Regions from separate parts of the Homo sapiens genome. Here region 2 is linked to region 1. A link is an interaction called in ENCODE POLR2A ChIA-PET data of the cell type or tissue named here. Cell type or tissue: IMR-90. All regions are shown on one strand. Links, peaks and the distances in the headings refer to the core of each region. The heading gives the core; the rest is flanking DNA.

Region 1 (16,249 bases), core at 3,126-11,125:
AAGCTTGAATGACTTAAAACTATAGCTAATATCTGTGCTCTCCACAACATCTCCTGTGCATTCAATGTCTTCCTCTCTGTTACTGAATCACATCTAAGTACCCTTGCTTGATTTTAGGACTTTTTCTCATCTTTTCCTACTGGATTCATTCAACCTCATTTTATATTCCACTCTAATGTACACTCATCACTGAGTCAGTCTGGTTTTACCAATATATCTCAAACATATGCCCATGGATCACCAATTCTGTGCATGCCATTATGCTGTTCTCCTTTCTGAAATGCTCTTCCCCTTGCCCACCTTAATTCCTTTTATCTTCTTTTTATTTATTTATTTATTTATTTTTTTTTTTGAGACGGAGTCTCGCTCTGTCGCCCAGGCTGGAGTGCAATGGCGCGATCTCGGCTCACTGCAAGCTCCACCTCCCGGGTTCACGCCATTCTCCCACCTCAGCCTCCCGAGTAGCTGGGACTACAGGCACCTGCCACCACACCCGGCTAATTTTTTGTATTTTTTATTAGAGAAGGAGTTTCACCGTGTTAGCCAGGATGGTCTTGATATTCTGACCTCATGATCTGCCTGCCTCGGCCTCCCAAAGTGCTGGGATTACAGGCATGAGCCACCACGCCCGGCAATTCCTTTTATCTTCTAAGAACCTGACTTAAACACCTCCTCCCTTTGGAGCCCTCCCATGTTATTGCAGTCTATAATTATCTCCTATTTTTTCCAATGTTTTTAGTCTTTAGAAGCTAACTGAGCATTTTTACATCCCATGAGAACAAAAACATCTTGGTCACTTGTCTTGTATTATTCACTCTAATCTATATGTGTAGATATCACGCTCCTAAGGAAGCATGTGCCACAACTTACAGTTCACTTTATTTTGTTCACTGGTATATTGCCCACCCCTGGAGCTGTGCCTGGAACATAGTAGACATTCAATAAATATTTGTTGAATAAGTGAAAAGTGCTTAAGAAATGTTTGTTGATTGATTCATTGGCCTGGATTGAACAAACGATTAAGCAGAGCAGAAATCAAATAGCAGAGGAGAATCTGGGCACAGTGGCTCACGCCTGTGATCCCAGCACTTTAGTAGACCGAGGCAGACAGATCACCTGAGGTGAGGAATTCAAGACCAGCCTGGCCAACATGACAAAATCCTGTCTCTACCAAAAATACAAAAATTAGCCAGGAGTGGTGGCGGCGCCTGTAATCTCAGCTACTCAGGAGGCTGGGGCAAGAGAATCGCTTGAACCTGGGAGGCGGAGGTTGCAGTGAGCAGAGATTGTGCCACTGCACTCCAGTCTGGGTGACAGCGAGAATGTCTCAAAGAAAAACAAAAACAAAAACAAATAGCAGAGGACAGGATATCATTCTTAAAAATCAAACAGTACTCCACATCCTTGGGTCTGATCCAGATTTGTGGAAGGAGAGGGAAGAAGTGGAGGAAGAGGTAGGCTGTCAGCTAAGACGGTCTCCAAGTTCTCAGGGGAATGAGATGATGATGTAGGGAGTTCTGACTCATCTTGGGAAATCATCAGCACACTTCAATACTCCCTAAAAACAGCAGCCCCCGGATGAAGCTTTGAGGCAGTTTTGGATCCTCTCTTGTCTTTCCCCCTTTGATAGGAGGCAGCTCATTTTGCAGAATGATTTGTTCAGCCTCCCAGCTGCTGTAGTTACTTAGTATTCAGGATACGTTGGGGAGTGCCTGCTGGATCAATCACCTTCACAGTCACATTTCTTCTGAGCCCTAAGCTTTAGTCCATGCCCTCACCAAGTCCTGTTGATTTTTTACATATGGGATGGCTTCAACCTTCTTCATCTTCATTGCCACCGCCCTGATTAAAGTCACCATCATCTGGCACCTGACTCCACTCAGCAGCCTGCTAACTGGTCTCCTCCTTTCTCTCTTGCATGCTCCCCACATTCTAGTCCATTCCCCACAGACAAGCCAGACTATTTTTCCAGACTATTTGTATGCTTACATTACACCTTGGCTCAAAACCTTGAGTGATTTCCCACTGTAGAAGGATAAAGACAAAACCTTTTATGTTGGCCTACTTGGCCCTTGGATGGTCTGGCTCCTGCATAAACATTCAAGCCTCAGAGAGAAACACCTCCTGCATCTTCTCTGGGCTCCGGCCAGATGTTGTAGGTCCTTGGTTTCTGGAATGCACTGGTGTTCCCATCACAAACCTTGGTGTGTGCTGGCCCCCCCGCAATCTCCACCCTCTCTACCTGTTTAATTCTCACTTCTCCTTCAGTTCTCATTACTGTTTTGTTTTTATTTGTTTGTTTGTTTATCAAGACAGGGTCTCACTCTGTCACCCAGGCTGGAGTGCAGTGGCATGATTTTGGCTCACTGCAACCTCCACCATCCGGGTTCAAGGGATTCTCATGCCTCAGCCTCTTGAGTAGCTGGGATTACAGGTGTGCGTCACCACATTCAGCTAATTGTTTTGTATTTTTAGTAGAGACTGGGTTTCACCATGTTGGCCAGGCTGGTCTTAAACTCCTGACTTCGGGTGATCCACCTGCCTTGGCCTCCCCAAGTGTTGGGAATACAGGCGTGAGCCACCGCACCTGGCTAACACTGTTCAATTAAACTAAATTTGGCCCCAGGATGCCTCCTTACATCATCAACTGCAACCCAACTTAGTATATAAACTAACTAAAATCCTAAATTAGGAGTATAATTTTCTAACAAATAATTGAGTTTCAGCCAATCACAGCAAATGAGCTTCAGTCAATCACAGGTGGTCAACTGATCTGATCACATTCAAATGAGGCAAACACCAAGGTGTAACCAATGGAACTGTCCTGTCCGTAAAGGTTGCCTGCCCCTGCTGCAGAGTGAAGAGCTCTCTAAACCTCTTCTGGTTCTGAGACCTGCCCGATTCACGATTTGTCCTTTGCTCGATTAAACCCTGTTAAATTTAATTTGTCCAAAGTTTTTATTTTAACAACTGTCATTTCTTCAGTAAAATCCTTCTTGACCTCTCCCCACACCCTTCCTAGGCTAGATCAGTCCTCTCTGCAATAAGCGCTCGTGGATCAGTGTTCCTTTCCTTTAGGACCCTGCCCTCAGCTGGCCAGCACACATTCCTTACGTGTGGACTGACTATTGGATTTATGACAATTCCCTGCACTGGACAGACTGTAAGCTCCATAAGATGCCTTGTTTGCTTTTGCCCATCATTGAATCGCCAATGCCCAGCAAGATGCCTGGCACATAATAGTTGCTCAGTAAGCATGTGTGGAAGGAAGTAAGGGAAAAAACAAAGGAAAAGAAAGAAGGAAAACAATAAGGCCCCAGCCTCACATTTTAGAAAACCACATAGCAACATATTCACACAGCACCAATATTCATTTTACATAATAGCTGAAATTCAGCAGGCAGGTTTCCAAGTTTTATCTTGGTTTTATGGGCTTGGTGAAATCGCCAAAGTTCTCTAATGTGGGGTTTCTTTTATTTATTTTCACATACAGTTGTAGAATGCCTACTAAATGCAAGGTATGTGTTAGAAGAATGCTTCTCAACTGCCAGGCGTGGTGGCTCACGCATGTAATCCCAGCACTTTGGGAGGCTGAGGTGGGCAGATCATGAGGTCAGGAGATCGAGACCATGCTGGCCAACATGGCGAAACCTCCTCTCTACTAAAAATACAAAAATTAGCTGGATATGGTGGTGCATGCCCAGCTACTTGGGAGGCTGAGACATGAGAATCACTTGAACTCAGGAGGCAGAGGTTGCAGTGAGCCAAGATCCCACCACTGCACTCCAGCCTGGGCAAAAGAGCGAGACTCTGTCTCAAAAAAAAAAAAAAAAAAAAAAAGTAGTCATCTCTTTCAGATGATGCCTACTATAGAGGGATATATCAAAATTTCAAGGGGGATCTTATTCAGAATACGAATAAACCCGCAACCAACATGATGAGCACATGTTGGGTGTGTGTGAGAGGCAGGCAGAAAATGACATAGAGATGAATAGACACTTCATGACATCAAATAATTGTCCCTATGATGTCAGAAAGACATGGAGCTACAACTACACAAGGAAATTTGCTGGAATAGAGAAAAAAGTGTGATGCAGAGTACAGAGTATAGAGGAGAAGTAGTTAATTTCAATTTGGAAAGGAAGGAAGAGGCTTGTTGGTAACTGAGATGGGTTCTAAAGGATAGATAAGAAGACTTTATGGGCAGCCAAGAGGGACAGTCACAAGGACCTTTTTCCAAGAAACATGGTGAAGGCTAACTAGTTAATGGGCAGAAAGTCCTCTGAAGCCTTTTACAAGAGGCTCTGTGAATATCAAGTACTGTCTCTGGATAGCAGATAATTCCAATACATTCAACTACATAACAATTGTGCTTGTCTCACCAATGATATTACTCCTGAGAACTGAATATATCTAAGGTTTTTTCTTCATTGCCCAAGAAGGTCTTGATTTACCAGCATAATCAGTTTATGGGAGAAATTATTCTAGCCATCAACAGGGGAGGATTAGCTAGGGAAGGGCTGGCTCACGTTTAGGACTCACTGATGATTATTTCTGTTCTTACTGAGCAGCCAGATGTCTGGCACTCTCTGAGATTTTATCAATTTAATTTGACCCCTGGAGAGACACATAAACAAGGACAAGTCTTTCCAGGATATGATGTGGAAAAACAGAGACAAGAGATGGTACTACACAAAACTGTGTCATCGGCTACACTTGTGTGGGAATGCTTGGTCTCTCTGACTGTGGTAGAGCCTACTACTAGTAATTATTAGCTCTTACAGGGTCCTGAGCATTATTCTAAAGGCTTCAGATGTACAGCATTATTTAATCCTCACCACCACCTATGAGACAGGCAAAGTCAATGCCATTGACATTTTAGAGGACAGAGCTGGGGCACAGAGGAGCTAAGTAACTTGTTCAAGGTAACACAAAGGTAGGATTTGAACTCAGGTGGTCTTGTTTCACAGCCTGTGCTCTTACCCATCATATGAGACTGTCTCTCACCCATAGAATTGAAAAAGGCTTTTCCATTTTCCCTCTTCCTCTTCCTCTTCCCCTTCCTCTTCTTCTTCTTCTTCTCTTCTTCCTCTTCCTCTTCCTCTTCTTCTTCTTCTTCTTCTACTTCTTCTTCTTCTTCTTCTTCTTCTTCTTCTTCTTCTTCTTCCTCTTCTTCCTCTTCTTCCTCCTCCTCCTCCTCTTCTTCTTCTTCTTCTTCTTCTTCTTCTTCTTCTTCTTCTTCTTCTTCTTCTTCTTCTTCCTCTTCTTCTTCTGTTCTTCTTCTTTGACGGAGTCTCACTCTGTCACCCAGGCTGGAGTGCAAATGGCACGATCTCAGCTCACTGCAAGCTTCACCTCGTGGGTTCATGCTATTGTCCTGCCTCAGCCTCCCGAATAGCTAGGACTACAGGCACCCACCACCACGTCCAGCTAATTTTTGTATTTTTAGTAGAGAAGGGGTTTTGCCATATTGGTCAGGCTGGTCCTTCTTCTTCTTCTTTTTTTTTCCCCCTTTTCTTTTATTTATTTATTTTTTGAGACAAAGTCTTGCTCTGTCACCCAGGCTGGAGTGCAGTGGCACAATCTCAGCTCACTGCAACCTCCGCCTCCCAGGCTCAAGTGATCCTCCCGTCTCCCGAGTAGCTGGAAGTACAGATGTGCACCACCATGTCTAGCTAATTTTTTGTTTTTTGTTTTTTGAGATAGGGTTTCATCATGTTACCCAGGCTGGTCTTGAACTCCTGGGCTCAAGTGATTCGCCCACCTTGGCCTCCAAAGAACCGGGATTACAAGCATAGACCATCGTGTCCGGCTGCTGTTTCATTCTCTACCTGTGTGATTTGGGGCCTGTTACTTAACTTTTCAGTGGCATTTGCATTGTAATAGATTACAAAGCTTTACAGTGGGAAAAATTGGAGGTCTCAGCCTGCTACCCTCCCCATATCCTCAACCCCTAGCCCCAGCTGAGGCATTAGTTTCATTTCCTATATGCTCAGCTCCAAAAATCTTGACCAACTCTGAGTAAGAATGTGCTGGAGCAGGCTCAGCTATACCAGTCCATGGAGGCCAAGTCCTAGAATGCTCAGCCTTAGTGTAATACTGGCCTCAGTGAGTCCCTGCGGGCCCTGAGCTCCCTTGTGCCTGCACCCACTTGTCCCTGGTGTGGCTCCTCTGTCCTGTAAATGCAGCTCCAGGCCTCACCTTCCTTACCCAGATTCCCCCCACAATTCACTCTGTTGATATGACTAAGCCTCTGCTTTGACACCTCCTCCTAGCTCTAGTTTAGGAAGCCTATCTAATGCCCAGTTCTGGTATATGGGTTGGGCCCTGCCTTGCAATTTCCAGTTCCTTTCCCCATTTTAAACGAGCATGGCCGCTTAAGACAGCTCTCCCTCAGAGCTGGGCCTCTGCTCCCGGCAGCCTCTCAGTTCACTACTTACCTGACCACTTGCAACACCTGTGTTCCCCAGAGCGCTCTATCAACAAGCTGATGATCTGACTCCCCCTCCCTCCCTCCCCTCCCTCTCCCCGCCTTCCTCCCTGCTTCCTCCCTCCCTCCCTTCCCCTCTCCCTCCCTTCCCCCCTTCCTCCCTTCCTTCCTTCCTTTCTTTTTTCCTTCCTTTTTTCTTTCTTTCTTTCAGATATGATTCACATAAATAAAATTCATCACTTTAACCATTGTAAAGTATATAGTTCAATGGCTTTTAGCATATTTTTGAGGCTGTGCAACCAATACCATTATCTAATTCCAGAATGTTTCCATCACCCCAAAAAGAAACCCCATATCCAGGAGTAGTCACTCTCCATTTCTCCTCCCTCAGCCCCTGACAATCATCATTCTACTTTCTGTCACTATAGATTTGTGCCTATTCTAGACACTTCATACAAATGGAATCATACAATATTTGTCCGGGTTTTCTGGCTTCTTTCACTGAGCATAATGTTTTTAAGGTAGTGCATGTTGTAGCTTGAATCAGTACTTTGTTTCTTTTTATGGCTGAATAATATTCCATTGTGTGGATAGACCACACTTTGTTTATCCATTCATCACTTGATGGACATTTGGGTTGTTTCTAGTTTGGGGCTGTTATGAACAATGTTGCTATGCACATTTGTGTACAAGTGTTTCAGCCGTCTTGGCTATTATAATTAGGAATGGAATCGCCGGGTCATATGGTATGTTTAACTTTTTCAGGAATTCCCAAACCGCTTACCAAGGAATCTGAGTCATTTTACATTTCCCAGCTGTGCATAGGGGTTTCAGTTTCTTCACATTTACCGCAACCCTCCTTATGGTCCTACTCTGGTATTTCTTCAGTCTCCTGCCACTGGGTATTTTCATGCAGTTTCTGATTCTTTGAACAAAGTAAACGCATTTGATTTTGATGGTAGAGTCCTGAGATTTGGTCAGCTTCGCCATGCGGGATATTAAGGCAGCTATATTTTAGGGGGCATATTAAAAAAGAATTCTAATCTTCAGTTTTCTCATTTGCTAAATGGGAATAATAATAAGGATTTTGGGCTGATTAAATGAGATAGTGCATGTAAAACCCTCAGCATGATGCTTATAAACCCTTACCTCAAAAAATGCTAGCTCTCATTATCACTGTCTTTCTTTGTCCACATGTCTGGACCTCTGGCCTGTCAGTCATTCCATCAGCCATTTGGTTAGTTAGCAGGTATGGACAGAGAGCCCCCGCCACATGCCTGCCACTGTTTTAGGAACTAGTAATACAGCACTAGACAAGAAAGAGCTATACCTTTAGGATCTAACATTCTACTGGGGCAAGAGGCACAACAAACATGCAAGTGAAGAAATGAAAATAATTTTAGAAACTGGAAGTACCTGAGAAAATAAAATAGGGTAATGTAGTTGTGGATAGGGTGAGGGGCTGCCCAGATGGTGTGGCCAGGGGAAGCCTCTTGGAGGAGGAACATCGGAGTTAAGACCTGGAGGCACTCACACAAGGTCTGGGGAAGAAAACTCCACACAGAGCAAACCCCAGGCACATAATTCCCGGGACAGGAAAGCCTTGGAGGGGCTGAGGGGCTGAAAGGAGGGAGGGGAGGAGGGAGGGGAATGGCAGGAACTCCAAACAAGCCAGGGATCATGGAGAAGAGACAGCAGAAGCCAAAGGGGCTGCTGCAGCGCAGTGCTGGGGACAGCAGCAAGAAACAAGAGTGTCCGTGGGGCCCCGGAGAAGGACGTCCGTGAAACTGGGCTAAACCCCAAGTGTGAAATTTGGCAGGGGTTCTGGGTACTGAATGTTCTCCATTGTTGGCCACAGTCAAAAGAAGCCTCGCCGGAAATCTACAGCATGGCACAGCTCGTCCCTGAACGACACTGTCACTCGCTCTTGGGAAGTCCTGTCCTCATTCAGATTGCTTTATTTCTGAGACCAATCACCTGATCACACATCTGCTGCTAGCATTCGAGCCCTAACACAAGAGTGTGCGTGAATATAGGTGATTGTGTTTCAAAAAGGAGGGAGAAGGAGGCCTGAATGCCTCTCAGAGTGCATTGTGTCTGGGGCTAGTAGGGTTGCCCCTTGTTCTGTGATGTCACAATGCCCAAACACACGCACCAAGAAGTCATCAAAGACAGCCCAACTCACAGCCCATGAGGGACCCTGAGTACTGCCTCTGACCTCTCTATGGCAAGCCAAATGGCCATGGGAAGACCCCATGGAGTGTCAGAATGATGCCGTTGAGGGCAAGGATTTTAGACCGGTCATGGATTCTGCCTGTGCACTGGGCTCTACCACTTTCTAGCTATCTGGCTACTAGCAAGTTACCTTAACAATCTAAGTTTCAACCTCCCCATTCGTGAAATGGAGATGATGTCTTAGTCATAGAAGTAGCAAGTCTACTGCATATCAACAGTGTAGCACTGAGCCTGGCTCTTTGTAAGTGTTCAGTAAGTGTTACTCATTATAATGTATTATTATTATTACTACTACTACTACTTTTTTCTTTTTTTTTTGAGATGAACTCTCGCTCTGTTACCCAGGCTGGAGCGCAGTGGGATGATCTCTGCTCACTGCAGCCTCTGCCTTCTGGGTTCAAGTGATTCTCCTGCCTCAGCCGCGTGAGTAGCTGGGGTTATAGGCATGAGCTACCACGCCCAGCTTATTTTTGTATTGTTAGTAGAGGCCGCATTTCACCATGTTGGCTGGGCTGGTCTTAAACTCCTAACATCAAATGATCCACCCACCTTGGCCTCCCAAAGTGCTAGGATCACAGGCGTGAACCACCGTGCCCAACCTACTACTACCATTTTAAAAGCCTCTACCTATAAAGGATCACAATGCTTTGAAAAGGAAGTGCAGAGGTTGAAGGGTGTCTCAAGGAGGGCAGTGATCAAAACCATACTAAGTATTTGAAAATCAGAAGAAAAGGTTGGGTGAGGGTAGATCCTGGATGAAATAATATTATTAAATAGCTTTTCAAGTATAGACATTGAAGAGCTACAAGCTGGAAAGGGGGCCAAAACTAACTCGTTTTTTGGTATACCTTACCATATGCCAAATACCAGACTGCAGAGTTTACATTTGTTATTGCATTCAATCCCCATTGCAACCCTCTGAGGTTGTTATTATCATTCCCACTTCACAGATAAGGAAACAGGCCGAGAGACGCAAGTCAAACAGCAAAGGATGGTCTGCTGTCTGTCTGACTCCAATGCCAATGGTCTTTCCTCTATAACCTAAAGCAATAAAACCCCTGCAACATCTATCTTATTATTACATAAATTATAAGGTTCAATATACCCCCCCACCACAACCACTAATATTGCAGCTGCACAACGGCAGTCCTCACCGAGGAATTAATCCATCCCAGGGAGACAGACATGTGAGCGGCTAAGTATAATGTTTGAATGATAAAGGCTCTTTGTGTAGCAAGAACAAAACTCTGGCAGAGAACAGAGGAAGAGTGATTCTTTCTGCTGGAATCAGGGAAGGAGTAAAAAAAGCCCGGGGCCTTCTACAGAGGAGGAGAGCCAGGTGCGGCTCTGTAGGGTTAGCTGGTGGAAAGGTCTGGGAAGAGCATTCATGTTGGATGTTGGCTGGGGCAAAGGAAGCCAAGGTATGGAGGTAAGGAGGCAAGTAACCTGATCACATGAATATTTCAGGGTATTACATCTGACGACAGTGTAGAGGATGCAGCAGGGAGAGAATGAAGGCAAAAAGTGAGGTTCTTCCAACTCATGTTACAGTAAGACTGCCTTTGGAATCTGCAGGGCCGTTTTAGTAGGCAGTAAAGGAGGTATTTCAAGGAATCCACTAGGTCTGGTCCTTCAAAGAGCTCACAGTACATGCCCATCTTTCCTGACCTTCCTCCAAGGTCCCTGATGAGGAAACCTGCCGGGGGAAGAGCAAGACCCATCAACCTTCATTCCCACTGCACTGAAAGGCCAGGATGGCTTTGTTAGTACAAGTGCTTTAGAAACAGACTTGTTGGCTGAGACACCAGCATTTCCAGGGCATACAGAAGGGGTTGCATCTAATACTTGAGAAGGCCTCAAAAGAGAGCAACAGTCCAGGACCTCCCTCAGGATAGGCTGGGAGAACAAGATGGTCTGGCGCAGGAGAGGAGGCTTAGATCTCTGCCCATTTTCATTCATTTGCAAGTGCACATTGAATGCTTGCTGTGTACCATGCCTTATGTTGGGTGCTGGGCATGCCAAGGTGAAGGAGGTAACGTTGCTACTCTCAAGGTCACAGTCTAGTGTAGAAGATGGAAAAGTAAACAGAAAACATTTACAGAATGGGAAAGGCATAACAATAGAGATTCTCAAGGATCACATAGGAGCAACAACACTCAGGAGATAGAAGAAATATCAGGGACCTTTTTGTAAAGATCCTATGTACTGAGCATGTATTAAGATGCCATATTCTGGGCTGGACATCAATTGTGTTTTGAAGAGTGAGTAGCTAGAAAATGAAGAGGTAAATGTTTCAGGCAGAGGAAATAGTATCTGCAGCAAAGGAAAAGAACGTGACATACTGTGGAATCCACAAGTGGCTTATATATTTTTTTTCTTTCTTTTTTTTTTTTTTTTTTTTGAGGCAGGATCTTGCTCTGTCACCCAGGCTGGAGTGCAGTGGCATGATCACTGCTCACTGCAGCCGCGAACTACTGGGCTCAAGCAATCCTGCCGCCTCAGCTTCATGAGTAGCTGGGACCACAGGTGCGTGCCACCATGCCTGGCTAATTTTTTAATTTTTTGTAGAGACAGAGGTCTCTCTATGTTGCCCAAGCTAGTCTCAAACTCCTAGGCTCAAGTGATCCTCCTGCCTAGCCTCCCAAAGTGCTGGGATTACAGGTGTGAGCCACTGTGCCCAGTCAAGTTTAATAAAGCTTAGGATAGAATGAAGGAACAAAGGAGGTAAAGTTTAGAATACAATAGGGAGTGTGGGGGCTGGAGAGGTGGACAGGGGTCCAATCACAATGTATCTTATATGTGATGCTGAAGAGCCTGGAGAGCCATTAAAATATTTTAATAAGAGAGTGACATGATGACATTTTTATTTTTTTTTTGAAACAGAGTCTCACTCTGTTGCCCAGGCTGGAGTGCATTGGTGCCATCTCAGCTCACTGCAGCCTCCACCTCTCAGATTCAAGCAATTTTCCTGCCTCAGCCTCCCAAGTAGCTAGGATTACAGGCATGTGTCACCACAGCCAGCTAATTTTTGTATTTTCAGTAGAGATGGATTTCACCAAGTTGGCCAGGTTCTCGAACTCCTGACCTCAGGTGATCCCCCCACCTCAGCCTCCCAAAGTGCTGGGATTACAGGCATGAGCCACCGCACACAGCCTGACATTTGTATTTTTAAGATCACTCCGGATACAGTGATATGATCAGATCATATGATATGATATCGAGATATGATGAGAGTATAGTTCAGAAAACAGTCTTGAATTTCAGTTCCAAAACTGTAGTAGTCAGATCAACTAAGTGGAATTAATATAGATGAAAACTATTGAGACCCTGAACTAAGAGAGGGGCAGTAGGGATAGAGAGGAGGGAACCTGCTGGAGAGGTATTTGGGAAGGAGAATGAGAATTGGTAGGGCACGGTGACTGTTTGGGGTCAAGAGGAAACAGCAAGAGTCGAGAGGGAACGTCAGAATTTGGGCCTGAGCCAGGTATAAAGGAAGGCAGGAGATGGCTGGATTGGTCTAGGGATTGGGGTTTTGCTGAAGAAGAGCAAAAGATGAGGGTGAATGAGAAACAAAGATAATCAAACAATAATGATGGCCGGCGTGGTGGCTCACACCTGTAATCTCAGCACTTTGAGAAGCTGAGGTGGCAGGATCGCTTGAGCCCAGGAGTTCGAGACCAGCCTGGGCAGCATAGTGAGACCTCATCTCTGCAAATAATATTTAAAAAAAATTTTTTTAATATAATGATGAAGTAATATATTTTGTTTTCTAGACTGATTGGAGAAGGAAATTGAGAAAGAAGTAGATTGAGAGATGACTACAAATGGAGAGGCAACATGGCCAGAGATCTTATTAAAATTAGGGAATAGGCACAGTAAAAGCAAAGAGGTTGGAGACATGGAAGGATAAGACACTGTGGTCAGAGCGTGCATATTGAGTTAAAGGTTCTGGAGATGAAACCATTTCAGATGAGGACAAAATCAGGGTGTGGCCATAGGTGTGAGTAGCTGAAGTAGAATGGCTGTGAGTGTCACTCTGAAGCTTGACTGTTGGACACGTCATCCTCATAGACACAGAAGTCAGGATGACGGTAGGTCTTGGGGTGAAGGGGAGGACCTGGAGCCAGGCCCTAAACTCTTCCATGAGCCAGGAAAATGACACTTATAAGAAAGAATATGGCAGGAGAATGTGGGTTTCAAAGGAGCAATGTTTATATTAGGACTGGAACAGTGTACGGCTTGGAAGCAGAACTGGGAAACTTTAAAGTTGTTTGTCGGGGCTACTTCTTTGGCTGGCACTGGGGATGGGAGAATGAGCATCCCTCAGAAGAGACAAAGCAGGTGAAGCCGTGCCCTCATGTAAGAGTGAGTTTCCATTCAAATCAGGAAGAGAGTGCGGGATTCCAGGATGCCCTTGTGTAAGAGTGAGTTTCCATTCAAATCAGGAAGAGGGTGCGGGATTCCAGGATGCCCTTGTGTAAGAGTGAGTTTCCATTCAAATCAGGAAGAGGGTGCGGGATTCCAGGATGCCCTTGTGTAAGAGTGAGTTTCCATTCAAATCAGGAAGAGGGTGCGGGATTCCAGGAAGAACTGGAGGATGCAAGGGCATTTATTTACTCTGGTGTAGTGTTTCAGAGGTCCTGCAGGAGACAAAGAATGAGTTAGGGAAGAGGCAGCCCAGGGAGAATGAAGACAAGAGTACTGCTTGGTGGTGCTTGCGACCCTTGCCACTGCCACCTTCACAATCATCCTCATCTCCCCTCCCTTGCTCCACATCCAATTGGCAACCAAGCCCTGTTGACTTTGAAATCAAAGTAAGTAGCTTTCTAGGCTCTTCCTGTCCTTTCCCCACTGCCCGTGCCTGAAAGCTCCCATGGTCTCCTATGTGAAGCACTGCAAAGACATCTTGTTTGGCCTCTGTCTCCTGCCTCAGTTATCCTTCCCCAGGCTGCCTCCACCCTACTCCCACCTTCCTCCATGCAGCTGATAGAAGGTTCTTTTTCATCCACAAACCTGATCCCATCATTCCACCACTCAGCATTCCTTGATGGCCCCTCAGTCTTCATCATGATGCAATCTGTTCTATTGGCATGGCATCCACAGTCCATCAAAATTAGGGACAGATAGTTGGGGAAAGATAATCTGATGTTAGACAGATAATGGCTGCTCTGTCTAATGGCATCTTCTCCTACTCCCCCTTCAGAATGTTATGCCCTGGTAGTACTCAGTTATTCCCAGCTCTCAGAACATGTTACTAAGTCCTCTCATGCATCCAGATTTTGCACATTCCAGTCCACCTGCCTACATGTTATTCCCACTTACCACACCTTGCCCCTGACAGAATCCACTCAAATGCTTCTTCCTCTGTGGGCTCGGCCTTCACTCCTCTGGACAGCTTAGGTGATCTTTTTCTTGAGCTCTGCCCACACATTGCACGACATGCCATGAGAACAAGTATATACTGCACTAAATATATGACTATTTCTCTACCACTTGACAGTAAGCTCTTTTGATTTTATTTATTTATTTTTGAGAGAGAGTTTTGCTCTTGTCGCCCCAGCTGGAGTGCAATGGCGGGATCTCGGCTCACTGCAACCTCCACCTCCTGGGTTCAAGCGATTCTCGAACCTGCCTCGGCCTCCCCAGTAGTTGGGATTACAGGTGCCAGCCACCATGCCCAGCTAATTTTTGTATTTTTAGTAGAGATAGGGTTTCACCCTGTTGACCAGGCTAGTCTCGAACTCCTGACCTTAGGTGATCCTCCTGCCTCGGCCTCCCAAAGTGCTGGGATTACATGTGTGAGCCACTGCACCCAGCCAACAATAAGCTCTTTTTAGAAGAAAACACTGTTTTTCATGCTTATCTTGACCACCTATCACATTATCTAGCACATAGTAGGTGCAAACTATTTACAGAATTTATGATTGACTTAGTAGATGTGTATTTAGGGAAAGGATATTCAGTCATCTAAGGCATGATGTACAGAATTAAGCTCCAGGTTTCAAAGGAAGCTCTTGTATGAGACATTTGGAAGCTCATAGACTATGTCTGTTGCATCTCCAGACCTCTCATTTTCAGGGCCAGCACAATATTTTTTTGTATGGTGAGGGCTTAATAAATATGGAAGAAAGACAAAGTCCCTGCCCTCAGAAAGGAGCCAGTAGACCAAGGAATATTTCTACAACCATGCCATTCCCACTCCCTTGCTTCCTCAGTTATCCCTAAGAAGTCCTAGGACTCCAATCACTTGTTCTTTCATCCATTTATTTAGCAAAGCTGTCGTAGGTCAAGCGCTATGTTCTGCTTTTTAATTGGAAACTTCTGGAAGGGCAAGACTGTGGTTAGTTTGAGTTGTGTGTATTACGCAAGCAGAGCATTCCATAGGAATAGACTCTTTTCCTCAAAGCATGTGACACCCAAGACCTTGGGGTCCCTGTGAGTTTTTCCTACCCCTGCCTGGCAGATTATTCCAGCTCGCCAGGCTTCCTCCACTCTCTGGAGTCCCGTTGTACTTGAGTCAGAACCAGACAGTTGGCATTAATTGCTCTCTAATTGTTTCAAGTGTGCTATTTTTATCTCCCCAGTACTCTGCACTCTCCTTGCAAAGGGGCCTGGTCTTTTGGTTTCACATTGCCATCGTGTTCCAGTGCTCAGTAAAAGCTTGCCGATTGATTTTTCTATGCACTGTAATTATTTCCAAGGCTGCCATGAGATAGAGGTTTCTGTTTGTTTGGTTGTTTTTTTTTGTTTGTTTGTTTTTTGTTTGTTTTTTTTTTGAGATAGGGTCTCACTCTGTCACACAGGCTGGAGTGAAGCAGCCTGATCATAGCTCACTGCAGTGACTTCCCGGGCTTCAAGGGATTCTCCTACCTCAGCCTCCCAAGGAGCTGGGGAGTCAAGGAGTGATTCTAGCTAATTTTAAAAATTTTTTATTGTAGAGACTGGGTCTTGCATGTTGCTCAGGCCAGTCTCAAACTCCTGGGCTCCAGGGATCCTCCCCTTGGCCTCCCAGAGTGCTGGGATTACAGGCATTCATCTCCTGGCCTGATGGAACTCTGTTGCTACTTCTACGCCTGCAATCCCCCTCCCCACTTTCAGAACTCACTGTTTTTTCTGTTGGTATCCAGCATGCTCTCATCTCAAAACTTCTCTGTTCTCTTTTCTCCAAAAGCAAATCTTATTTCTTGTACTGTCAATGCTCCTGAGCTTCTCTCTCTCGCTTTTTTTTTTTTTTTTTTTTTTTTTTTTTGCTAGTCCTCCTGCATAAGGGCTCTCTTGGCAAGAAATGTTATTCTTATCAACCGCTTCATGATCTATTTTTACATCTCCACGCAACTTATTAAATGCTTGTAGGACCTGCTGGGGTAAAGGAAGCCTTCACTTTGATTGAATTTCCCTGTTTTCAGCTTAATATTGAGGGAAAGACTGAGCTGAGGCAAGATCAACCAGGAAGAGAGAGACTTCTTTATGGAACGGTGAGCATAGAGTGCTCAGAAGTGAATGGTGAAGAAAGGGCCTGGGGAGGAATGCACCGGCCTGGCTCCCAGCTCCTTTCGACTTGGTCTCAGAGAAAAAGGCCATAAG
Region 2 (16,249 bases), core at 4,057-12,056, 130 kb before region 1:
GTTTCACCATGTTGGCCAGGCTGGTCTCGAACTCCTGACCTCAGGCGATCCACCTGCCTCGGCCTCCCAAAGTGCTGGGACTACAGGCATAAGCCACCATGCCTGGCCAAGGAAGGTCTTCTACCAGAAAAAATGTCCTTCACAAGATCTGGCTAATTGCCAGGATTACCAAATGTAACAGTTACTGCTGTCCTCTTCTTAGATGCACTTGTCACATTTTTATTATATGTTTTTCCTTTAAGCTCTGTTGGACTTGACTGTCACATTTTAAATTTTTACATTTGTTCACAATTACTTGCACTGACTGCCTAACGGATGGTCAAAAAAATCTGCTGTCGGACTGGGTGCAGTGGCTCCCATCTGTAATCCCAACATTTTAGGAGGCCAAGGAAAGAGAATTTCTTGAGGCTGGGAGTTCAAGACTAACCCGGAAAACATAGTGAGACCCTGTCTCTATAAAAATCTAAAAAATTAACTGGGCATGGTGGCACGTGCCTGTGGTCCCGGCTACTCAGGAGGTTGAGACAAAAGGATCACTTGAGCCCAGGATTTAGAGGCTGCAGTGAGCTATGATCATGCCACTGTACTCCAGCCTGGGCGAGAGAACACCACCATACATACATATATATATATAATCTGCTGTCAAACAAATGAATGAATAATAAATAAACTAGACTACATCTTTCAAGAGAAGAAGCCAGCCACACCTCAGTGGCCAGCACATAGCAGCCAAGCAACAAGTGCTGGCTGGCGGGATTTGGACTCTCCTCTCTCTGGCAGCCTGACTGTGTAATGTGTCCCTCCAAATGGGAAGGGGAGCAGGGGAGGTAAAATCCAGTCAAAGCTGTTCACAGAAGCTGCTGCTTTCAAACAGTGGAGCACACCGAAACTGCTAGTTAAAATGTTTGGTCTTTATGTTTCATTTCCTGTGGATTTGAATTACCCACACTGTCAGCATGTATCCATAAGCCTCAGTATAATGTCAGATACAACACACGTATGGTACAACAAAGAAAGGGCCCTAAATTAAAAGTGACATGACACAACCTCTTTTTGAGTCTGGTTTCTAGCATTACTTAGCTGTATGGATGTGGGCATATTTCAGAATCCCCATTTCCTTAAGTGCCAGGTGGGTCTACTCATTACATCTGCCCCACAGGATGCAGGAACAAATGAGGTAATAGATTGTCATGCCATACGCTTGTCACTGGACATCCTGGTGTGTGCCAGTGCTACAGCAATCACAAAGAATAATTATACCCTGTCCCTTCCGTGGGAGAGCCCATGGCCTGGTAAATTGTTTTGAAAAGGTAAAGTGCTACTCAAATTAAGAGATTGTGATAAATTGCTATTGTCTGCATCATTTTCATTTGTGTCCTTGTGAGTGCCATTCTCTGCCACCCTGATGGGACGCTCCCAACAGCAGGTATCAGTACCCCCTCTTTCCTCTCTACCTTCCTTCTTGGAGCCCAGTTTAAGGTACCGCACTCTGTGGTAGCTTAATAAATGGCATTCCCTGCCTGTTTTCCAGGCTTTCATTACACTGGATAATAAAGGGCCATTTCTGGCAGCTCTTTGGCTCTTGGCTTCTGTTAGTGCCAAGAGACTCCCACAAACACCAGAAGAGCAACAGCTTTGACATCTGACAGCTGCAGAGAGACCCAGCTTAATCCTGTCATCTCCCAAGGTCTTAGATGATGTCAGAGCACCAAATGCATCTGCATTCCAAAGTGCCCACACAAATCCAATGAAGTCCCACTATCAGTGGGAAGAGAGTCAGCTTCCCACATTTAGCCACCAGCTCCTCCCCGCTCCCATATCGCTCTTCAAAGCAGTATGGAAGACACTTCTTTTACAACTCTTGATTTCCAAATTTTAGAAAACAAACTAATTCCCTTTCAGTGATGTGGCCAAATAATTCGCTTTTAAACAAATAGGGACCAATATTGCACTGATAATTTGCTGACAGTCTCTCTACCCCACTAGAGAAGCCCCTGTAGGGCAGACTCTATTTTGTTCACTATTATTCCTGGTGTTAGGAACGGTATCTGGCATGTAGTGTATGTTCAATAAATGTTTGTTGGATTAGTTAGTTGGGGAAAAAAGGTGGAAGGATGCATATATTCCAAAATCCTCTTCCCCTGCAGGAGGAACAACTGTTGCCCTGACCTGGAATCAGAAGACGAGAAAAAGTATTGCATTACCATGGCAACCACAGCTCCAAAAATAAATGCTCTTCAAAACTGTTATGGGTCTTTGGTGGGGAAAAAAACCTAACTGCTGTTTGCAGACTATACCAGGGCCCTGGGTCCACCATCAAACAAAATATTGTTCCCAATGTGCTTGTGCTCTCTGGAACCTCATTTTGGGAAAGACTGATCACTCTCCACCTAACTATGCCAAGTTTGGCTCCCCTGAATAGAGACTACCTTTAGAACGGCAGTCTCTGGTTCAGGTGTGGTGACTCATGCCTGTAATCCCAACACATTGGGAGGCTGAGGCAGAAGGATCCCTTGAGCCTAGGAGTTCAAGACCAGCCTGGGCAACATAGCAGGATCCTGTCTCTACAAAAAGTAGAAAAATCTAGCCGAGCATAGTGGCACATGCCTGTAAACCCCAGCTACTCAGGAGGCTGAGGCAGGAGGATCACTTGAGCTTGGGAAGTTGAGGCTTCAGTGAGCCATGATTGTGCTACTGTGTTCCAACCTGAGTGCTGGGTGACAGAGTTAGACCCTGTCTCAAAAAAAAAAAAAAAAAGCCAGGCATGGTGGCATGCATCTGCAGACCCAGCTATTCAAGAGATCAGGATGTCAAGGCTGCAGTGAGTCAATATCTCACCAGCAATCTCCACCCTGGGTGATATATGAAAAAATAAAAATAAAAAGCAGTGTCTGCTCTCTGGGCACTTACTAAAGACTCAGAACCCAGTTAAAACCAGAACAGAAACCAACAGGTTAAAGACAGACAAACAAGCCAATACATAATAGTACAGATTTACATAAATGGCATATGAAGGGGTAATTATTCAGCTTCAAGAGGACTCCTTGCTTTGCAAAATGATTTATCGTAGAATTCCATGAAAATCGAATTTCCTTAGAGGCTTTCATCATTTGATTATTCATTCATTCCCTAAACACATGCTTACTGAGCTCCTACCATGTTCCATGCAAAGAGCTTAGCAGGCACTGAATAAAACAAACACTGAATAAAATAAACTCTGCCTTCAGTGTGTAGGATCTAATAAACGATACAATGCGAGCACGTTATCACACTCCAGTGCAGGATGCTTCAGAAACACAGACATAATGAAGACCTCAGTCAAGAACCATTCCCTAGAGGAAAGGCTAACTAAACAAACGAAAAGGCCTTACGGTGGCAAAGTAGGTCAGTGTTATGAAAAAGGAATTCTGTCTGACGGAACAACGTTGATGAAACCTGGAAATAAGAGAGCATCCCATTCATGGAACTAAAAGGTCAGACTGGCTGGAGGCAGAGCACACAAGAGCAGCAGGTGGATGAAGCAGGAGGGGAACAGAAGTGAGGTTATGAAGACCTTTCTGGCTGCAGAGAGAAGAAGCACAGGAGAGGGGCTGTGATGGAGTCAGGATGCTTGTGTAATACACGTGAGAGCCGGCTATGGTGATGGAGCTGAGAAGGCAGGCTTGAGGAACATTTGCTTGGAGGGAGAGAAGCCTCGTGAAAACAAAAAGTACCAAGCCCCAATGTAAGTAACAGAATGGAGGGAACTGGTTTGAAGGGAAAAATAATGAGTTCAATTACAAAAAGACAAGCTGAGTTTTGAAGAACATCGCAGTGGAACTGCCCATTAGTCAGGTGGAGGTATAAGCCTAAGGCCCAGGAAAAATATGAGGTCTCAGACAGGAATAATTAAAGCCAAGAGAATGGATGAAATCGCCCCAGGACAGTATATGGATTTAGAAGTAGAAAGTGGAGGCTGGGCATGCTGGCTCATGCCTGTAATCCCAGCACTTGGGAGGCCAAGGCGGGCGAATTGCTTGAGACCAAGCGTATGAGACCAGCCCGGCCAATATGGCGAAACCCCGTCTCTACCAAAAATACAAAAGTTAGCTGGGTGTGGTGGCACACACGAGAATCGCTTGAACCCAGGAGGCAAAGGTTGCAGTGAGCCGAGATTGGGCCACTGCACTCCAGCCTGGGCAACAGAGCAAGACTGCCTCAAAAAAAAATAATAAAAAAATAGTACAAGGGGGAGGGTGAGAAAGAGAGTGAGCGAGAGAAAGGGTAAAAGGAGGAAAAGGAGGAGAAATAAGAAGAAACCTGGGGCCAGGCTCTGTGGACCACACCTGGAAGCCCAATACTTTGGGAGGCCAAGGCAAGAGGATTGCTTGAGTCCAGCAGTTTGAGACCAGCCTAGGCAACATAGCAAGACCCTGTCTCTCTCTCTCTCTTTTTTTTTAAATACATATATAAAAGAAGAAACCTGGAGTCGGAATCTTAAGCAGGCCAACACTGAAGGGACATACAGATGAGAGCAGCCCTTAAACTATAAACACTAGGTTAAGATAACTATTGTGGGAGGTTAAAAAAAACAAACTAGGTTTACAGGCAGTTTTTCAGCACCCATCAATAGATCAGAAAAGCAACATCTCATAAATAACCAAAGAAGGAATAAATCACTCTTCCAGCCTCCACTAACCAGAGAAGCAGACTTGGAGGCCTCATAGATAGGCACAAATGTCTTTGCTTTTGTAAACTAATATATGCATTAGCATAACTCTTCAGACACATGTGCTTAATTTTGTCTAACAAGATGAAACAGAAATGTACACTCTCCATTTTATAATCTCACTGAGGCCCAGAGAGAGTGAGTAATCTGCCCAGGACCACACAGCGAGAAAATTAGCAGAACCAGAGCCTCCAACCCATGCTGCCTCAGCCTGTCTCTAGGACTGGTGCTGGGGCAGTCGTCCTAGGAAAAACTGTCACCCTGTCCCCACAGATGGAGGGGCCCAGCCTGAGCGTCATGACTCACTGCCTGAAGATACGGCTCCTTCCTGGATGAATATGGGCTCCCTGAGAAACACAGTAAACTGAACCCTTGTTCTGGTTGCCGGAGACCTGTATTCTAGATCCACCTCTGTCACTGACCAGCTTCATGGCCCTAGACTTCTCAGTTTTTCTGAAGGTGGAAATAATTTCACAAATCCCATCTACCAGGATGACTGGATTCTCTGAGAGACCCGTCTGTCTGACAGAAACAGGTGCTGACAGGTGGCAGCTGAGTGTGAGTGAAATAGGTGAAGATTTGGTAAAATCAAGGCCCTAAGCCCCTCTTCTCCTCTCCCACCCAGCAGATCCTGTCCTCAGATCAATTTTTTTTTCATGCTTTAGTCTGAATGCCATATGCCACTGAAATTAACTTTTACATAGTGATCTCCCACACACTCAATTGGGAGCTCCCCAATGGAAGGGACATCTGTAACCATCTTTTCTTGCCTTTCCTGCCTTTCTTGCCTCTCTTTCTCTTTCTCTCTTTCTCCCTTTCTTTTTCTTTCTTTCCTTTCTTTTCTTTTCTTTCTTTCTTCCGAGACAGGGTCTTACTCTGTCACCCAGGCTGGTCTCAAACTCCTGGGCTCAAGTTATCCTCCCACCTCAGCCTCCCAAGTAGCTGGGACTACACGCACACACCGCCATGCCCAGCTTGCATCCATTTTTGTATCCCAAGCACACAGCAACAGTGCCAGGTTCCCAGTAAGCGCACAATAAGTGTCTGATGAATCGTGAGAATTACCTCTCCTGAGTTATCTGCATTTTCAGTCGCATCTCTCTGGCAGTGAAGCAAAAGGCATTTTAAGAAGCAATCCAAGCATGGAGAAGGCACTTCAGAGAGAGAGAAATTTTCAGTGTTCTGAGAACTTTCTGAATGGGCAGGCGACTGTCCTCTCTGTTAACCTCTAAGACAGCCCTGCCTTCAAACATACATGGCTGACAATGGCTGAAAACTCCTCCAAGAAGTCTGCAGAGGGCTGGGCGTGGTGGCTCATGCCTCTAATCCCAGCAGTTTGGGAGGGCAAGGCGGGTGGATCACTCGAGGTCAGGAGTTCGAGATTAGCCTGGCCAACATGGTGAAACCCCATCTCTACTAAAAACACAAATATTAGCCGGGCGTGGTGGCACACACCTGTAATCCCAGCTACTCGGGAGGCTGAGGCGGGAGAATCTCTTGAACCTGGGAGGTGGAGGGTGTAGTGAGCCGAGATCATGCCACTGCACTCAAGTCTGGGCGACAAAGAGAGACTCCATCTAAAAAAAATAATAATAAAAGAAGTCTGCAGAGGCTCACAGACCCTACTAGAGAACCAGTGAGGTCCAAGTACAAAGCCTGGACCTTCCTCGGAATCTGGAAGCAACAGGCCAAGCTGAGCAACAGTGAGTCTTGGGAGAAATACTCTCAAAAACAAAGATCCACTAGGTATTCTTCCATCTTCACAAAACAAGAGAACATGAGTGTGGATTGTACTGTGGGGGATTTCAGTTAGATCTTAGGTAGAACTTTCCCAATAGTATGTCTTGAAAACATAAAAAGATATAACCAAGAAAGACAGTGCAACCAATCCTCTTTCCTGGGGTTGTTTTTGTTTGTTTGTCTTGTTTTTTTTTTTTTTTTTTTTGGAGACAAGTGTCACTCTGTTCCCCAGGCTGAAGTGCACTGGCACCATCTCAGCTCACTGCAACCTCTGCCTCCCAGGTTCAAGCAATTCAAATCCACCTCAGCCTCCCGAGTAGCTGAGACTACAGGCGCGTGCCACCATGCCTGTCTAATTTTTGTATTTTGTGGTAGAGAGGGGGTTTCACCATGTTGGCCAGGCTGGTCTCAAACTCCTGACCTCAAGTGACCTGCCCACCTTGGCCTCCCAAAGTTCTGGGATTACAAGGGTAAGCCACTGCGCCAGGCCCCAGAGTCTTTTTTTTAAAGTGATATTTTCTGATCAGGAAGATGTGGTTCATCGTAGACACTGGTGGAGAAAACACATGTTGTCACCTAAGTTAAGGGCAAACTCTTCCAGGAGAAGCTCCACCCTGTACAGAATGACCTTTACGGTTGCCATTCCATCCAACCCTGAAAATCAACAAAAAGGTCAAAAAGAGCTCCAAAGTGTAATGATCCAGCCAGAACACGAATGCTCTCTAGATTAAGGCAGATTGCTCTGAGGGGTCAGCCTGGCACTCACTGACATTCCTGCGGGCAAAAGAACACGACAAGGTTAAGTGGCAGAAATACCTGACAACACTCTTCCCACTTTGGAGAAGCATCTCAGCCTGATCCTTCTCTAGAAATAGTGCTTCAGAAATGTACCTTCCTCCTTATTTCACAGACTTCCTGTAGTATGAGATGAAATATATTTGGTCCTTTCCTGGTTCTTGTCCCAGAACTCCTAAAACCCTTGGACTTTCCTGAGTGACAGAAGTGTCTCTTGTTATTTGTAATGAGCCCCATAGATAATACCTGAGTTTATGCTAAGAAAATGACTTAGGATACAGCCCCTGGGGAGCCTCAAGATGGGGAGGAAGGACCAAGAAAGACCAAGTGACTAGAGGATTAGAAGGTTGGATCTCTCAGCTCCACCTACAAACTTCCAGGAAAAGAGAGAGGGAGGTGTGGCTGAAGATCAAGCTCTATGAAAACTCTTGGACATGGAGCTTTGCTGAGCTTCTGGGTTGCTGAACTCGTGCAGGTGCTGGGAGGGTGGTGTGTCCAGGGTGAACACGGGAGATCCATGCCCCATCTAACCCCCTGCAATACCTTGCCCTGTGTAAACCAAGCTAAAATTCTAAAACCCCCAGCTGACTGAATGGACACCACTTTAGGAGACCCAAGGGGACCCAAAGAAAAAAAAAACTAATTCGGGCCATGGAAAGACGTGGGGGCTCAAACATGCCTCATTATACTCTCCTCCTTGTGGAGCTCAGGCACAACTGACCAGCTTTAACATGAAAACAGAATTTTTTTTTTTTGAGGCCCAAGCTAGAGTGCAGTGGTGCAGTCACAACTCACTGCAGCCTTAACCTCCCAGGCTCAAGTGATCCTCCCACCTCAGCCACCCAAAGTGCTGCGATTATAGGTGTGAGCCACCATGCCTGGCCAAAACAGAAATCTTAAGAGTGGCAAAACAGACTATGTTGCAATAAGACAACAAATTCCAACCTGACTCTAGCATAATATTACGATAAAGAAGGAAGTTGAAATATTTTACTTCAAAATATGTTTCTTTGTTATATTTTGAAATGGCCCTGCAAAGCCATCTTTTGTGGGGAAAATTTGCATCTGTAAAGAATCTCTATTAACATAACTAGACTTTTCCCCTTCCAGACCTTCCTAATCCTGAAGAGATTAACTGAAAGTCTAGCACCTTTTAAAGGTCTGAATACAAAATACTGGCCATCCATTGTCTCTAAGGGCAGCCATGTGGGAGACTTCATCTACATAATAAGAACTTTGGTCTCCACAACCCCTTATCTTAACCCAGACACTCTTTTCTACTGATTCCAGATTTTAGATAATAACTTAACTCTTTTCTGACTTGCCAATCAGAAAATCTTTGAATCTGGGCCAGGTGCAGTGGCTCACGCCTGTAATCCCAGCACTTTGGGAGGCCAAGGCGGGTGGATCACAAGGTCAGGAGTTCAAGACCAGCCTGATCAATATGGTGAAACCCGATCTCTACTAAAAATACAAAAATTAGCTGGGTGTGGTGGCGCACACCTGTAGCCCCAGCTACTCAGGAGGCTGAGGCAGAAGAATGCTTGAACCTGGGAGGGGATCAACCTCTTGAATCCCAGAGGTTGCAGTGAGTGAGATCGTGCCACTGCACTCCAGCCTAGGTGACAGAGCAAGACTCCATCTCAAAAAAAAAAAAGAGAAAAAAGAAAATCTTTGAATCCACCAATGACCTGTAACACTAGCCCCCAGCTTCGAACTGTTCAACCTTTCTGGACCAAACCAATATATACCTCACATGTATTGATTATTGTCTTACATCACCCTAAAATGTGTAAAACCAAGCTGTAACCCAACCACCTTGCACACATGTTCTCAGAACCTCTTGATGCCTTGGACTGTGCCTTGGGCCATAGTCACTTGTATTTGGCTCAGAATAAACCTCTTTAAATATTTTACAGAGTTTGACTTTTTTCATCTACACCTATGTACCTCTGCATCTCATTATTGATCTGTATCCTTAATATCTTTTATTATTAGCCTATAAACATAAGTGTTTCTCTGAATTCTGTGAGCAGCTCTGTCAGAGGCGTTTAAATCAGAGCAACTCCATCTTGAATAGCGCCTTGGTAAAATAAGGCTAAGACCCGCTGGACTACATTCGCAGTAAGTTAAGGCATTCTTAGTCACAGGATAAGATAGGAGGTTGGCACAAGATACAGGTCATAAAGACCTTGCTGATAAAACAGACTGCAGTAAAAAAGCCGGCTAAAACCCACCAAAACCAAGATGGCAATGAGAATGACCTCTAGTCATCCTCACTGCTACACTCCCACCAGCGCCATGACCATTTACAAATGCCATGGCAATGTCAGGAACTCACCCTATATAGTCTAAAAGGGGTGGGGGGGGGCATAAATAATCCACCCCTTGTTTAGCATATGCTCAAGAAATAACCAGAAAAAGAGTAGCCATTATTTTATTCCTTTACTTTTTTTTTCTGAGATGGTATCTCGCTTTGTCACCAAGCTGGAGTGCAGTGGTGCGATCTCGGCTCACTGCAACCTCCACCTCCCAGGTTCAAGCAATTCTCCCACCTCAACTTCCTGAGTAGCTGAGACTACAGGTGCCTGCCACCACACTTGGCTAATTTTTGTATTTTTAGTAGAGACGGGGTTTTGCCATGTTGGCCAGACTGGTCTTGAACTCTGGACCTCAAGTGATCCTCCCACCTTGGCCTCCCAAAGTGCTGGGATTATAGGCATGAGCCACCGCGCCCAGCCTTCCTTTACTTTCTTAATAAACTTGCTTTCACTTTGCATTGTGTACTCGCCCTGAATTCTTTCCTGTGCAAGATCCAAGAACACTCTCTTTGGGTCTGGAATGGGACCCCTTTCTGGTAACAGCTCTAGTAAATTAATCGAACCCTAAAAGGGAGTCGGGAACTCTGGTTTATAGTTGGTTGGTCAGAAGTATAGATCTCAGATGCAACATGCAGATAGAGAAAAAATAAAAAAAGAAAAAGTACAGGTAGCTCTAACTTGTGATTGGCATCTGAAGTGGGGGCAATCTTAGAGGACTGAGCCCTGAACCTGTGGAATCTGACACCATCTCCAGGCAGAAGGTGCCAGAATTAAATTGAATTATAAGACACCCAGTTTGTGTCCACTGGAGAACTTCTTGGTGTGTGGGGAGAAAACCCCACATATCTGGTCACAGAAATGTTCTGTGTTGACTGTGAGAAAGAAAAAACAGTTTGATCTTTCCTTTCAAATTCTCTATCCTCAACGCATGGACTAACACTCTCCCTTACCTTCTAGAAGTGCAAGGCACAGAAGAAAAAAGTCTCTCAAATAAAAGGAAAATCTGAATGAGAAAAAACACCAGGAGATAATACACCAAACATGCCCTTGATATAGTCGGGATATTTCTCCCCTCCAAATAGCATGTTGACTTTTTTTTCTCTCTCTCTTTTCAGATAGGGTCTCACTCTGTTGCCCAGGCTGGAGTGCAGTGGCGTGGTCATGGCTCACTGAAGCCTCAACCTCCCAGGCTCAAGTAATCTTCCCACTTCTGCCTCTGAAGTAGCTGGGACTGCAGGTATATGCCACCATGCCTGGCTAATTTTTTTCTCTTTTTTTTTCTTTTATAATAGAGGTGGGGGTCTCACTATGTTGCCCAGACTGGTCTCAAACTCCTGGGCCTAAGCAATATTCCTGACTTGGCCTCCCAAAATTCTGGGATTACAGGTGCAAGCCACCATGCCTGGCCCTGGCTAATTTTTTAAATTTGTTGTAGAGATAGGGGTCACTATGTTGTCCAGGCTGGCCTCCAACTCCTCGGCTCAAGCGGCAATCCTCTTGCCTCAGCCTCCCAAAGTGCTAGGATTATAGGCGTGAACCACCACACCCGGCCTGCATGCTGAGATTTTGTCTCTAGTGTAGGAGGAGAACCTGGTGGGAGGTGTTTGGGCTGTGGGGGAGGATCTCTTATGAAAGGTTTGGTGCCATTCTTTCGAGAATGAGTGAGTACTCATTCTTAGTTCCTGCAAGATCTGCTTGTTAAAAGGAGCCTGACACCCCTACCTCTCTTTCTTGCAACTTCTCACCATGTGACAACCCTGCTCCCCTGTATTAGTCCATTTTCAGGCTGCCAATAAAGACATACCTGAGACTGGGAAATTTACAAAAGAAAGAGGTTTATTGGACTTACAGTTCCACGTGGCTGGGGAGGCCTCACGATCATGGTGGAAGGTGAAAGGCACATCTCACATGGTGGCAGACAAGAGAAGAGGGCTTGTGCAAGGAAATTCCCATTTTTAAAACTATCAGATTTCATGAGACTTATTCACTATCCTGAGAACAGCACAGGAAAAACTTGCCCCCATGATTCAATTACCTCCCACCAGGTCCCTCCCACAACATGTGGGAATTCAAGATGAGATTGAATTGGGTGGGGACGCAGCCAAGCCATATCAACCCCCATTTGCTTTCCACCAGGAATAGAAGCTTCCTAAGGTCAGAAGCAGATACTGGCACCATGCTTCTTATGCAGCCAGCAGAACCATGAGCCAAATAAACTTCTTTTCTTTATAAGTTACCCAGTCTCAGGTATTACTTTATAACAACACAAACAGATCAATATACCCTCTAATAACTGAGTTAACATGATAAAATTATGTTTTCCTTTTTCCTACTATCCAAAACTTTACAATTAACTAGCTATTTTATTAGATACAATATGCTGACTTTTTTTTTCTTTTGAGACGGAGTCTCACTCAGCCGCCCAGGCTGGAGTGCAGTGGCGCTATCTTGGGTCACTGCAACCACTGTTTCCCGGTTTAAACGATTCTCCCGTCTCAGCCTCCCGAGTAGCTGGGATTACAGGCACCCACCATCATGCCTGGCTAATTTTTGTATTTTAGTAGAGACGGGGTTTCACCATGTTGGCCAGGCTGGTCTTCAATTCCTGACCTCAGGTTATCTGCCTGCGTTGGCCTCCCAAAGTGCTAGGATTACAGGCGTGAGCCACTGCATCTGGCCGCGTTGACTTTTATGGCATAAAAAATGATTTCTTGTGCTCACTTCAGCAGCACATGCACTACATTTTTTAAAATGATTCCTTTTAAGACAACAAGCTTGAAGACTCTTGGAGAGTCTCAAAAATGTGTCACTAAACTAACCATCCATTGCCTTTCTGTATTTTCCTAATTGCTGAGGCAAATATTGCAAGGGTTACCATCCCCAAACTGGGCGCTCCCCCTCCCCCAGAAAATTATTTTTCTATGGCTGCAAAAAGGAGGGCAAAAACCAAATAGGTTGTTTATTGTTTTTCTAGTCATCTCCCTCAGCTCCATCATTTCCTGGATAAACTTGCCAACCAGAAGCAGCAAGACTGAAAATCTCTGTGGTCAGATTGTGGAGGGAAGAGGCACCAGGCTGGGTGGGGGAACAGGCTTGACCACAGTGATGTGCTGAGAGGGAGAGACCTTAAAAAGAATGAGGCTGCTGCAGAGATGTAATAGGTCTGTTAGAAACTGGTCGAGATTTCAGGTCAGAGGCCTGAGTTTCAGCTCTGACCCTGCACTGCCTCCGTGACGTGCCTGGTCATCTCATTCCTCCATCTCATCTACAGATCAGAATTGGAGAACCGGAGTCTCATCCCAGCTTGAGGACATACAGAGGACACAGAAGGGCTTCATACCCTCTGACTACCCAATGTGTTAGGGCCTCAAAGGAAAAACCCATGGTTTTCTTTATCCCTCCCTTCCACAAAGGGACCAAAGGCACAGCCACATTTTCCTAGTGAGGATTTCGAGCTATATGACAATATCTGAATCGAAAATCCAGACATGTGGTCTGATAACAGAAGAGGATATTTGAAAACAGGAGTGTGTTTAGGAGGTTGCTGCCTATGGTGGCAGGGAGTGGCTGGCTACTGCCCAACATCTCCTCACCAGCTGAGGCATCACCATCCTGCTTCCCTTCTCCCACTGGAAAACCCACATTCGATTTTCTGTTCTGAGTCCCTGAGAGAAGCTTTCTGTTCTGAGTCCCTGAGAGACCCGAAACAAGTCTCCTCTGAGAGGACACTTCCTTCCAGGCTCCAGAGTCACAGGAGAAGAGCTCATAGATTCCCACCCCCCAAGACAATAAGAAGCTATGTCCCTCCTCACACCAGGCACAACAGCCCCTTGGCAAGTCACACACTGATATGTGCTATGGAAGAAAGAATCCCATTGGGGCAAATGCCCCAGGAAAAACCCTCAGGTTTCATCAAGCTCTTGTACACACAGCAACCCAGCAACCACCTCCAGGCTCTCCGGGCCAGCCTTGGCCCCAGGTCTAAACACCTGCTTCAGGGCCAGCAGTTTGCCCACTGGGGTCAGGAAGAAAATTCCCCACTGGCAGCTTAGCCATTCAGACTCCTTAACTTCTGCGTTACCCTAGAAGCAATTATCAGTGACCAGCATAGCAATTGGAGGCTATATAATACCTGGGAGAAATGCACCAACTAGGACAGAAAGATCACCTGTGCATCTGCCCCATGTTCATACCAGCCCCTTACCTGATGTGTAATTGGCACCCTCTGAGTGCATAACCACCAAGGAAATTTTCCAAATACCAACTCCCACAGAGGAAGCTGGCCAGTATGAAATCAGCCCACAGGGTTCCATCTCTACCGTCTCAGTTTCCACAGATTGTTTTAATCTAGAAACCACATCTACAGCCAGGCGCTAGCTGATTCTCACGGAGGAGTCCACCTAGACCGTCAACAGGGTCATCCTCACACCTCTCTGCTTCCCACAACCTCACACACATCTCCTCAATGGCCTCCCGACTGTCCACATTCCTACCTTGCTTCAGGACCTCCCCCTCCACATCTACAAGTTCTCAAGCAGGGGAGGGCTGACTGCTTCCAGGCCCTGGGGGGATAGGGCAGTGGAGCTGTAATGAGCTCAGGCTTTGGAATTAGGACACGCTTCAAATCCCAGCCTTGCTTCTGTTGGACCAGGAGAATGTTAATCTCTGAACTTCAGGTTCCTCAGCTGGAAAACCTGCCTGGGGGGACCGAGGCATTGTTGTGAGGATTTAATGTGATAATGTATTTAAGGCTGCTTGGCAGAAAACTTGGCACAAAGTAAGACCGGTCCCTGCCCTCAAGGAATTATGAATCTGGTGGAAGTTTTTGCCAGTTAACCCTATCCAGCACCGATCACTTACTTAATCCACTGACCAATCATAGGTCTCCTTTGCATTTGTTCTTTGCTTTGTGTTAAGAAGGACATGAGTTTTCTCTCTCCCACACTTCCTGTGCTTCTCATATGTAGCAGGGCACACACAGAGCGGAGAAGCTACACCAATAGTGACGGGGGCTGAGGGGGAGAGCATTCAGATGCACAAAATCACCCTGCTCTCCTGGAAATGGAGCTGAAACCCGAAACAAGTCTCCCTCCAAAGGTCAGAGGAAGGAGATGAAGAATCAAGATAAATATACCAATGCTGTGTATTCATTACAGGCAAACCACACGCCAGCTAGGCTGGCACCAGAGAGATGACCTAGCCTAGCATGCTGGGCACAATTAGTGAGCGGCACTACCAGTGGTCAGACATGGAGCTAAGTGGAAACCCTGAGGCCCTCCACTCTCTAGCCGCCAGCCTGCTAGACTGTGAGCAGTCATGACGGGGGTAGGTGTGTTATGTAGAAGAAGGGACATAACAGCCAGGTGAAAGATGGTACAAAAGATAGTAACAGTGAAGGTATACTGGGCAGAGATGCAGAGAGGTGCTTCTGCATCCCCTAGAAAGAGCCTGCAGTTGGCCACCACCCAACTCACTCACCCGTCGTCAGCTTTCCCTTCCCCCTCCAGAGAGTGATGACAAGAAGACATCCTGGGAGATGTGGTTTCATCTAATTTCTGAGTTTTCTGAACCTAGCAATTCAGAGAAGGGTTCCAATCCTCAGTTTGGGTTCTGAACAATCACCACAACCAGTTTTGGGCAAGGAAGTTAGAAAGACATGTGAGTATTAATGCTAAGAGCCTGCCCCATCAACTGCAGGCTACGCTATTCCCTGAGCTCAGAGGGCAACATGGCCAGCAAAAAAATTGTGCCATCTTGATAGACTGGATTAAGAAAATGTGGCACATATACACCATGGAATACTATGCAGCCATAAAAAAGGATGAGTTCATGTCCTTTGTAGGGACACGGATGAAGCTGGAAACCATCATTCTCAGCAAACTATCGCAAGGACAAAAAACCAAACACCGCATGTTCTCACTCATAGGTGGGAATTGAACAATGAGAACACATGGACACAGGAAGGGGAACATCACACACCAGGGCCTGTTGTGGGGTAGGGTGAGCGGGGAGGGATAGCATTAGGAGACACACCTAAAGTTAAATGACGAGTTAATGGGTGCAGCACACCAACATGGCACATGTATACATATGTAACAAACCTGCACATTGTGCACATGTACCCTAAAACTTAAAGTATAATAAAAAAAAATTGTGCCGTCTTATGTTCAATGGTAGTTAAGATGATGCTTTGCAGTTAGACCACTGAAAGAAAAGAGCAAGACTCCAGGCCTTCACCTCCCCACGCTTCCTCCCCACTACACGGAACAGCAGAAAGTAGTTGCCTCGAGCAACACTTTGAGAGTGTCTCTCCCAAGCTCCAGAATCTACGACAGCTCCTCATTGAATTGACTTCACTTTGCCTAGGAAGCGCTCTGCATATAGGATCTCAATACCTGTTTGATGACTGAGTGATTCATTGAAATTCAAACTCTTTGGCATAAATCACCTTCGGTCTGTCAGCCTCACCACCTTCATTTTTCCACATTCCTCAACAAGATCACATTTGGTCATCCATCTCTATCTTCAAGCCAACACATCCAAACTGCTTTCACCTATAGGCATTTGTTAACCCTTCAAAACTCAGCTCTCTATAGATCAGTGGTTGTCTAGGGCTGGGGAAATGGGATGGAGAGGGTGAAGGTGCTAGCCAAAAAGTATGAGTTTCAGTCAGGCACAGTGGTTC

The links. Peaks named below come from ENCODE experiments on the same cell type or tissue, not always from the same donor. Only the 100,000 strongest peaks of a DNase experiment are listed, where the experiment ranks them.
Region 2: POLR2A ChIA-PET joins it to region 1 with 15 read pairs; 6 of 35 experiments call an interaction of 5 or more read pairs at or near these places.

What each region holds. Positions count from the first base shown.
Region 1 is chr11:123,307,160-123,323,408 of GRCh38, reverse strand. It overlaps LINC02727 (long intergenic non-protein coding RNA 2727), which reads left to right and starts at 8,578. Exons shown (of 2, transcript NR_183637.1): 1 at 8,578-8,906; 2 at 9,616-9,735. In IMR-90, for the core only: no CTCF peak of the experiment used is centred there; a DNase peak (open chromatin) is centred at 7,218; H3K27me3 peaks cover 2,168 bases.
Region 2 is chr11:123,436,223-123,452,471 of GRCh38, reverse strand. The region is part of intron 1 of GRAMD1B (GRAM domain containing 1B); the gene reads right to left. Among named protein-coding and RNA genes, the nearest start is that of GRAMD1B, 14 kb to the right of the region's middle. RefSeq lists an enhancer at 8,252-9,231. In IMR-90, for the core only: no CTCF peak of the experiment used is centred there; no DNase peak of the experiment used is centred there.